2 separate regions of the Homo sapiens genome follow, and region 2 is linked to region 1. The links are chromatin contacts, found by Hi-C or POLR2A ChIA-PET in ENCODE. All regions are on one chromosome and are shown on one strand. The core of a region is the stretch at or near the end of the contact, and the rest is flanking DNA. Distances in the headings are between cores, read along the strand shown. Region 1 holds the start of DHRS3 (dehydrogenase/reductase 3). Region 2 has its middle 15 kb from the start of LINC02766.

Region 1 (4,416 bases), core at 253-2,752:
GCTGGGTAGCGGGTTGCCAAGGAAAATACGAGGCGCCAGCTAGCAGGCGGCTCCCAGCTCTACCCAGGAGTGCGCACACCCTGCACTCACCAGGGTGGCGGCAAGAAAAAGGGGGGAAGGCGGGGGAGGGGGGCACAACACCTTCCTTTGGGAGGCAGGAATGTGGGAAATGGTGGGTCTCTTAGGTTTCAGGGTGGGGGTGAATAGCCAGTCAGCCAGCCACCGATCCCAAAGGAGCGGATCAACTCTGAACCTGCCAAAAAAGACAGTCCGGTGCCCGGGAAATTTACAAGGTGAAACCGACTAGCTCAGCACTCGTGGGTGGCGCGGAGAAGTGGGGTGGCCGGCGACTCTCAGCTCCCGGGCGCGGGATCCCGCAGCGGCAGCAGGTGGGCTTACCCCCGCCCCTGCGGCCCCCCACTCCCTGGAGTCGCAGTGCCTGGTACCTTTCTGGCGCCGCGCTCCGCGAACTCGCGGGCGAGCTGACGCCCGATGCCTCTCCCGCCGCCGGTGATGAGGACGTTCTCCCGCGACAGGTCCCGCAGCTTGGCGGGCAGCACCAGTCCGACGGCTGCTTTCACCACCAGATAGATCATCTGTAGAGGGAACATCACCAGCGCGCCCAGCCGTTTCCACACCATCCTCCGCGCCGCGGAGCCGGGCAGGGGGCGAAACTCCCCGGGCCGAGCAATACAGGAATTAAAAAACACCCCGAACAATAAATAGTAAACCGAATAAGGAGGAGAGAGGCGTCCCACCTGGCCACTCTTGAAATCACCTCTTCCCAAATGCAAAGCACCGGGTGAGAAAAAGAAAAAAAAAAAAAAAAAAAAGATAAATTCTCCTCTGGGGGAGAAAAAGCGTCTCCTAAGGTTGGGACGGTAAAAGAGGTGGAGGGGGAAGCCGGAGGTGGAAAGTTCTAACAAGAAGTTTCTTGCCCCAGCAGCCGTTTCGGCTGGGGAATTCTCAGGTAATGTTTACAGACTGACAGAGGAGTTTAGGGAGGGGAAGAAAAAAAAAAAAAGGCACCAACCACACGCGCGCACCCTGCCTCGGTCCCGCGGTTTCAAAGTGCAAGATTAAAAAAAAAAAAAAAAAAAAAAAAAAAGCTGATTCCAAATTGTAGCGCCCCCACCCCCACCCCGTCTCCAGAAAAAAAAAAAAAAAAAAAGTGGGGGGAAAAAGTGCTTGGAGCTCCCAATTTCAGCCCGCGAAAGTCTCCCGACTCATTGCTATTCTTGGGCTCAGGAAATTGCTTAAACGCGATCTGATTGCCAGCAACGTGCAGGAGAAGTGGGGGGTCCGGGTGTCAGTTTCTTTACGTGCAGCGCTCGCCCTCGCGCGCGCTCGCTCGCTCCGGCTCCCTCCCTCCCTCTCTGTTCCAGCAGAGGCTGGGAGTTGCCGCTCGATCCAGCTCCCCTTCTCTCCCTTTTTAGCATTTATTGCCTTCTTTTTGTCCTTTCCAACTTGGAGAGGGTCCGGGTGTGGAGCGCGCGTGGATCGGACGCCTTGGTCTGCGCGGCCCTATTCATTCGCTCCCCGGGCAGCCGCGTCGCGGAGAGGGCGGCCCCTTTTTCCCCCATTTTTTCAATACCCCATTAAGTCTGATTGACAGTTAAAGTTGTTGGGAGGCTTCACTACCGTTCCTCTGAGTGGCTGCTGCGGCCTCCCCTCCCCCTGCGCCGTCGCGGGGAGCGCGCATAAGGCGCGCACTCGGGCTCGCCGGGACTCGCGCTCTCCCGGGACTGGCTCCCCTCTCTGCAAGCCGGGACTTGCCGCCGGTGTCCCTGAGGGCTCGCAGCTGTAACTCGAACACGCTGGAACCGACTCCGGCGAGCCGGCTGCCTTCTCGAGACGTTCCTCCTTGCCCGGGCCGCCCGCGGGCCAGGTGATCACCCCGAGTGTGGAGCAGGCCCGGGGGAGCTTGCGTATGCCTTGATCCAACCAGGTCACCCAGGGTTTTATTTCAGGTCATTTGGTCATCCTCGGCCTCCAGGTAGGATCAGGAAGCCACTCCTCACCTTTGCCCGGACCTCTTCTGTGTTCACGTAGAGTGGACTTTTAAAAGCCTGACCCAAGTGCCTCACGATGCTTAGGGGGAAGCCGCTGGGGAGCAGGACTTTGCTTTGAGGGGAGGGAGTAGTCAAGGTAAAGGAACCTCTGCTCCGAGTGCCAATAAAATCCCCACAAGATTAGCTGGGAGCATATTTATTGCTCATCTGAGCTAGAATTACCTTGACTGACACCAATTTCCTTAATAACAAAAGCCTGTAAACAAAACGTCCTATTCGTGCGCCCCTGTGCTGTGCAGCCAGCGTCTCCTGTCCTTGGGTCTCCCTGGACTGCCCTGGCGGGGCACCCACCTTCTAACCTCCTGCCCTTCCCGACCGGAATGTCTCCCCTGCTGGAGGGTGGGACCGAGCTATTTAGAGTTGTCTGTTGCAGGAAGTCTGGGAGGTGAGTCACTAAAAAGCAGCCCCAGTTCAAAGTGCTGATGGGACTTGCCTCCCGCCCCCCTGCACGTTCCCGGGGCCGGAGGAGCGAGAGCGAAGCAGGGAGCTGCCCTGTAATCTGGGGCAGCCGTTTCCAGCCCGCGACTTGTTCAGACGGCGATTCCTGGGCCTCACCCCCAGAGATTCTGATTCAGCAGGGCTGGGTGCGCTGGGATCGGTACTTTCAATGCTCCGCCTGGTGAGAAAGTCACTTCGAAAAACGCTGATCTGCGGGGAGGGGAGGCTGGGATTACCTCGTCACCTGCAAAGACCTAGTTCTGGGGAGAGGTTCTGCAGGGGAGGATCTTCCTTCTGGGTGAAAAGCCACTGGAAGAGCAAAAGGCAGGAGAGGCTTAGGATGAGCAACTGTCCTGCACTGAGGGCCTATATTCTGACACAGTCCTTCCCCTGACCTTGCAATCGGGGGACTGTTATCCCATCGTCCAGGTTACCCAGCCAGGAAGTGCAGGAGGGGGGATCCCAATCCAAACCTCTTCCCACTCTGACCAGACGGGAGGAGAGAAGTGGAGGATGGGGTTCAGCTAAGGGTTGCAGAGCAGAGACCCCCCCACCCCCCTAACGCCCCCAAGAGTCTGACCGAAGGGCGGACCAATGTCTCCATCAGACCCCAGGGCCGGAATCCATTGTGGTGACGGCCTCCTCTCATCTTCGAGGTCTGTAAAAATGGGAAAGCGATTCCAGCCTGGGAGTGACAGGCCTTTCCCACCCAGCAGCGGCTGGTGTCCGCCAGGCCTGCGAAGAAGCCTGGAAAGATCTGAAGACAGAACCAGGCTGCAAAAGCGGGCTTTGCTCATCTGTTGTCCTCGGAGCCGCCTGGTGGCCCAGATAGGATACTGCGCCTCCGAGCTGCCCGGCCTCCAACCCAGCGGCGTTCCTGCTAACTAGCCATGCTTTTCTTCCAGGCATTTCTCTCATGTAAGGTTAACACCCCAAGTCTAAAAGGGCTTGTGAAGATCATAGTCCTCCTCCCCCACCCCAAACACACTTTTATGGCTGGGGAAACTAAAGCCAAAAGATATGAAGCAACTCATATACAGAGATGCATTTTCACCCCGGTCAGATGCCAGACCGGCTGGGTAACCGTTAGGTCCCTCTTACATCTCTCTGGTTGTGTGCCTGGGATGGAGGGCAGACGGTGGGAAGGAGGTCGGGAACCCAAATTGGCCTTTAGTGCCTCAGGGCCTTTACACAGTTTCTGATTGAATTTCCTTAACAGCCCAGGGAGGCTCGTGCCCATTTATTGCAGGAGGAAACAGGCTCAGTAAATCTAAGTAACTTGTGCAATGCCACGCAACCTGCTTCTCAAAAGGTTTGGGATGAAATCAGAGGGAAAAAGAACATGTCAGACATTCCCCAAAGGAACTGACAGTTCCAGAAGCTGGCCTGAGGTGGATGGTGGCCTTTTTTTCTACTTGGTCCATCTTTCAGGATGTGGTTTTTGTGGGACTGGCAGCTCTGCAAGCCACACGTTTCTCCCAGCATCAACTGCTCAGAGAGAAACTTGTCACCTCCTCTGTTGCCCTCCCCCGAGGTCCCTGGGAAGATGGGGCCAAGGAGACCTTGTGTGGGGGTGATGTGTGTGTGCACAGTTCAGCAGGCTGGCCCTGAGGGTCGTGTGGCCTGGCTTCAGTGAGAACAGCAGGGACACGTCCTCTCTGCCTTTCCCTCCCTCCCCCAGCCTTTATCCTTTGCTCTTGTACCCTCTCCTGGAATTTAACTCAGGGCAGAGTTTGAAATTTCACATCCCAGGTCTGTCCCTGAAAATGTGAAAGGAGGCTTTCTGGGCTTGAAGGGAAGAGGCGAGCTGCAGTTGGGAGAACTAACTTTTTCCGTGGCTCAGCTCCCCCGGTGCAGCGAGGATCCACACTCACCCTGTGGTTCCTGGACCAGAAGCCTGTTAGAA
Region 2 (4,290 bases), core at 238-2,737, 78 kb before region 1:
TGTTGCCCAGGCTGGTCTTGAACTCCTGGCAGATCCTCAAGTGATCTCCCTGCCTTGGCCTCACAAAGTGCTGGAATTACAGGTGTGAGTCACTGCACCCGGTCCAATTATTATTTTTATTTAATATGTAAAATTAATATGAAAGCATACTATTAATTATGTTTTTGCGAATGCCTTGTTATAGACTTTGAGGGGTTCTTCCAGAGAGTTGAAGAATTGTGGAGTGTGTGTGTGTGTGTGTGTGTGTGTGTGTGTGTGTGTATACATATATATATAGAGAGAGAGAGAGAATTCCAGCCACCTCACCCCACACCCCAAGAGGCTGCTGATCCACTTGCCCTCCAGGCAGAGTGCCCAGGAGAAAAGAGAGCTGGTTCCTGACTTGCTTTAGGATGGGGCAGACGTTCCTCTGTGCCATGTTCCAGGCCAAAACCTTATGAAGGCCTAGCACCTTCACTCATGTGCTTTTGGGAGCCCCAAGTCACTGAATAGTCTGGCTACCCTGCAGGACAGACCACATGGAGAGGCCATGTAAGACAGGGAGAGAGGCCCCGAGACTCCACAGGGACAGAGAGACAGGCACAGCCATCCTCGTGAACCAGGTGTCCCAGCCTTCTGGGTGTCCCCACAAAGATGCCACATGCCTGAGCCATGTTGAACCCTTCAGCCCAGAAGAGCCCCAGCAAACAGCCCCTCCAGCCACCACCCCAGCAGATGATGGAGCAGATGATTCACCTAGCTGAGCCCTGTCCACCCTCAGGTTCAAACAAGATCATCAAATGGCTGGGTGTTTTTTTGTTTGGTTGGTTTGGTTTGGTTTTTTGAGAGAGGGTCTTGCTCTGTGGCCCAGGCTAGAGTGCAAGTGACTCAGTGCAGCCTTGAACTCCTGGACTCAAGTGATCTTCCTGCCTCAGCCTCCTGAGTGGCTGGGACTACAGGTGTGCCCCATTAATCCAGCTAATTTTTATATTTTTTGATAGAGGTGGGATCTCACTATGTTGGCCAGGCTGGTCTCGAACTCCTGACCTCAAGCAATCCTCCCACTTTGGTCTCTCAAAGTGCTAGTTTTACAGACATGAGTCACCATGCCTGGAGATAATTGTTTTAAGCCATAAAGTTTTGGGGTGGTTTGTGACGTTGCCACAACAGCAAGCCGAGCCTGCCCGTGTGAGCAGGAGGTGGGTGGGTACTTGCTGCTTTGAATTTCCCTTCCAGTTGGGGGAGCTGGAAATTCAAAGTCGCAAGTACCCACCCCACCCGCTGCTCACATACGCAGGCTTGGGAAGGAACGGAACACCAAGGGCCGGCTGCTTGGGTGTGTTGCAACCAGACGCCCGCAGGCCTTGGATGGATGGAATTCTCCAGGCATCCGTGGTGGGGGGACCGGCTCCTGCCCCCTTGGCCGAGAGGGCTGAGCTCACTCAGCGTCTCCATTCCTCTTCTTGATTGGCACTTTAATGAGGGCAGAAGGGGCTGACCCCCTGCCAGGGGACCGGTTCATGCCCCGTTTATCTCACAGCCCGAGTCAGACTAAAACAACATCGCAGGCCGAGCGGCCAGGAGCCAGCAGGGCCGGGAGCCCCCGCCCTCGGTGATGGATTGAGTGACCGCGGCGAGTTGGCAGCTGAAGTGTGTGGTGGCCGCACCGTCCTGTCAGCCTGCAACAAAGGAGGCCGGCCTGGCCCGGCCCTCACGCCAAACGGCTCCCCTCCCAGGGACAGCTCCGAAGGCTGCCTTTCCCTCCACCCTCCCCCAACTCCAACGCCAAGTTCCCAGAGGCAGGCTGAGGCCAGAGCCCAGTGTGCGGGGAGGGGCACTGTCCTGGGGTCCTGGGTGCGGTGCATGGGGGTGGGAAATCCTGGGCTTGCAGGCGGAGCTGGTGCTGAGAACGTCCTCTCGGGCTCCTGGCTTCAGGGCCCAGCACTGGACCCTTCCTGACGGTGCAGAGGAGGGGCTCCCTGGTCCAGCAATCCCTGAAGGATCCCAGCTGGGCCTTTTACTTGCTGTGCAACCTTGAGTGAGTTTGTCAACCTCTCTGAACCTCTCCTCATCTGTCAGAGGCGAATCCTGCTTATAACTACATCCCTGGGTTCTTTTGAGGATGAAATGAGACTTGCTGGCAGAGCCTCCCTTCCAGAAAGCAGGCTCCTACACGTGAGGCCTCGGTTTACCTGGGCGGTACTGACCATCTCCCCAGTGCCCCTGCCTGGGTTGAATGACTCTGAGAGGAGCCACTGGTGGTAAAGAACCCCCCAACTCCCGCTGTCAGGAATTGTCACCAGCTGCCACCATAAGTACCACAGCGCTGCAGCTTAGGGGTAGACCCCTTTTTACACATGGAGAAACTGAAGCTCAGAGACGTAAATGTGCCCAGTGTCCTGCAGAGAGTGAGACAGGTCAGGGACGCCAACCCAGAGCTGCCTGGCTCCGAAGTCTATGCGGCTGCTCCCAAGGCCCTGAGCTGTGGGCTGGAATTTCCCTGTAAGGACAGGGTCGTAAGTGACAGCCCCCAGTGCTCGCAGAGGCAAAGGGCCAGAGCCTGATTTGCAACGTGCGCCTCGACAGCCATGAAGTGCTCCAGGGGGGCAGCCTTTCCCATGCCTTCCTGGGGCCACAGAGTGCAGTTGAGCTCAGCAGCTTGGAGGAGGTGCAGGGGGCCGGCCTCAGCCCCTGGGTCTCCAGGTGTGGGGACCTACATCAGGAACAGGACAGTCTTTGCAGTCCCAGCTGCTCTGTCCCCAGAGCTGGGGAGGGGAGAAGACAGAGCTGGACAAATGGCTCATCAGATCCCAGAGAGCCCTGGAAGGGGAGGAAGGGGCCTTCCCGGGCCTTGTCTGGATAGCTCAGTCCTCCCAGGAGGGGAAGAAACCAGCCTCCGCTTGCAGATTTCACCTCCCTGTGAACTCCCAAAGGGCGGGAGGCCAAGCCGCAGCTGAGGTCAGAGAAAGTAGCAGGGTGACCGTGGGGCTCCACGTGGCCCTCCCTCACTCTCTGCCACGGGCCCTCCAAAAACAGGCTTCTGCCCCTCAGCGCCTCCAACAGCCTTTCCCCACCACCAGACAAAAGATGAGCTGAGCTGCCCAGCTGGTGGATCAGGGCTCTGAGGGTGGGCTAAACCAGTAGAGGCTTCCCCCAAACTCTGATTCACCAGACGAGGAGAAACCCAGCCTTTTGGCCCCAAGAATCCCGGTGCCCCACCCTGGATCCAGCCCTGAGTGGGCCCTTAAAACTGTTTCCTCCCACCCCAAGTGCTTTGCATCTATTATTCCCTTTGTGTCAAAAAGTCTTGTCCCCATTTGCCCGGTTAATTCTAAGTCAGCCATCAGAGCTCATGACACAGGTCGCTTCCTCAGGGAAGCCTTCCGTGACTGACACCCCTCCTGGCAGACCCCTGGTCAGAATAAGTCCCTCCCTGTACCGTAGTCCACGTGGCTCTGCCAGCCCTTCCTTTGCAGCTTTGCGCATGTTAAATGTCATGTTTCGTGGATTTGTGTTGATGATAAGCTCCCGATGCAGAGATGGTAGGGACCATCTCTGCTCACGTGTCTGTCCCCAGGCCCAGAAGACAGCCTGGCACACGGCAGGTGCCTGATGAGCACTTGTGGACTGGATGGCATTGGCCAGTGTGCATCTCCCAGGAACTCTGCTGTGAACTCCGCTTGGGCAGGGACATGTCTGTTTTGTTCACCATTGTGTCCCCAAAATTCAAAGTCTTGCACCTAGAACACTCTTGTTGGATATTTGATAATGAGTGAGTTTGCTGCAAAAGGAAAAAAAGCAAGAACAATAACAATTACCACCATAAAATAAGAAAACGGACCCAGAATAGAATTTGAGGCAAGAGACCCTCTGAATGAGGAGATTCTAAGTCCTTTCATTCCAGAAGAATTATCCTGTGTGCTTCAGTGAGCCAAATCCCCAGGGAACAAATGACATCAGGGAAAGCTGCCTGAGCCCAGGACAAAATCAACTAAATTGCTCCAACTGGTAAACCTCCTGGCTCTCATTTCAGCCCACTGAGTCTTAGAGAGTTGGTGGCGGGGGGCGGTGGGGGGGTTGGGGGTAGAGCATAGAATAGCAGGAGTGTGACTCTAATGTAACCCAGGACAGGAAATGTTTCCAATGTTCTAAATTTTGTGGACAAAGTAAAATGTCAGGAAACAGGAAGCAAAAGAGTGGCTACAATATATAAAGAATTCATTAAAATAAACAAGAAAAACATTGAGTTTAATGTAGACAAACAGAGGACGTGAAAGAATCACTTACATATGAAGAAACTAGAGTTGGGCA

What was found. A loop is a pair of places that touch in the nucleus more often than their neighbours do. ChIA-PET counts read pairs that join two places held with the same protein, here RNA polymerase II (POLR2A). Pooled maps may share reads with other maps.
Region 2: a loop to region 1 is called in a map of IMR-90, with 9 times the contacts of the local background. The contact joins the enhancer-like site here to the promoter of DHRS3 in region 1. A Hi-C loop is called at or near these places in 42 of 168 maps with a recorded cell type or tissue (Calu3, HCT116, HepG2 and 25 more) and 28 of 50 pooled maps. POLR2A ChIA-PET finds 5 or more read pairs at or near these places in 16 of 52 experiments (A549, AG04450, BJ and 12 more).

What each region holds. Positions count from the first base shown.
Region 1 is chr1:12,616,708-12,621,123 of GRCh38, forward strand. It overlaps DHRS3 (dehydrogenase/reductase 3), which reads right to left and starts at 1,503. Exons shown (of 6, transcript NM_004753.7): 1 at 447-1,503. The coding sequence starts at 641. RefSeq lists enhancers at 1,128-1,759, 1,760-2,391, 2,392-3,023 and a silencer at 3,259-3,510.
Region 2 is chr1:12,538,829-12,543,118 of GRCh38, forward strand. No RefSeq gene overlaps it. Among named protein-coding and RNA genes, the nearest start is that of LINC02766, 15 kb to the left of the region's middle. RefSeq lists enhancers at 1,524-2,172, 2,735-3,029. Within about 2 kb of position 1,488, at least 23 of the 41 ENCODE cell types and tissues checked have a DNase peak (open chromatin) inside an H3K27ac peak, as active enhancers do; they include HCT116, IMR-90, ascending aorta and 9 more, where a contact is called at or near this core.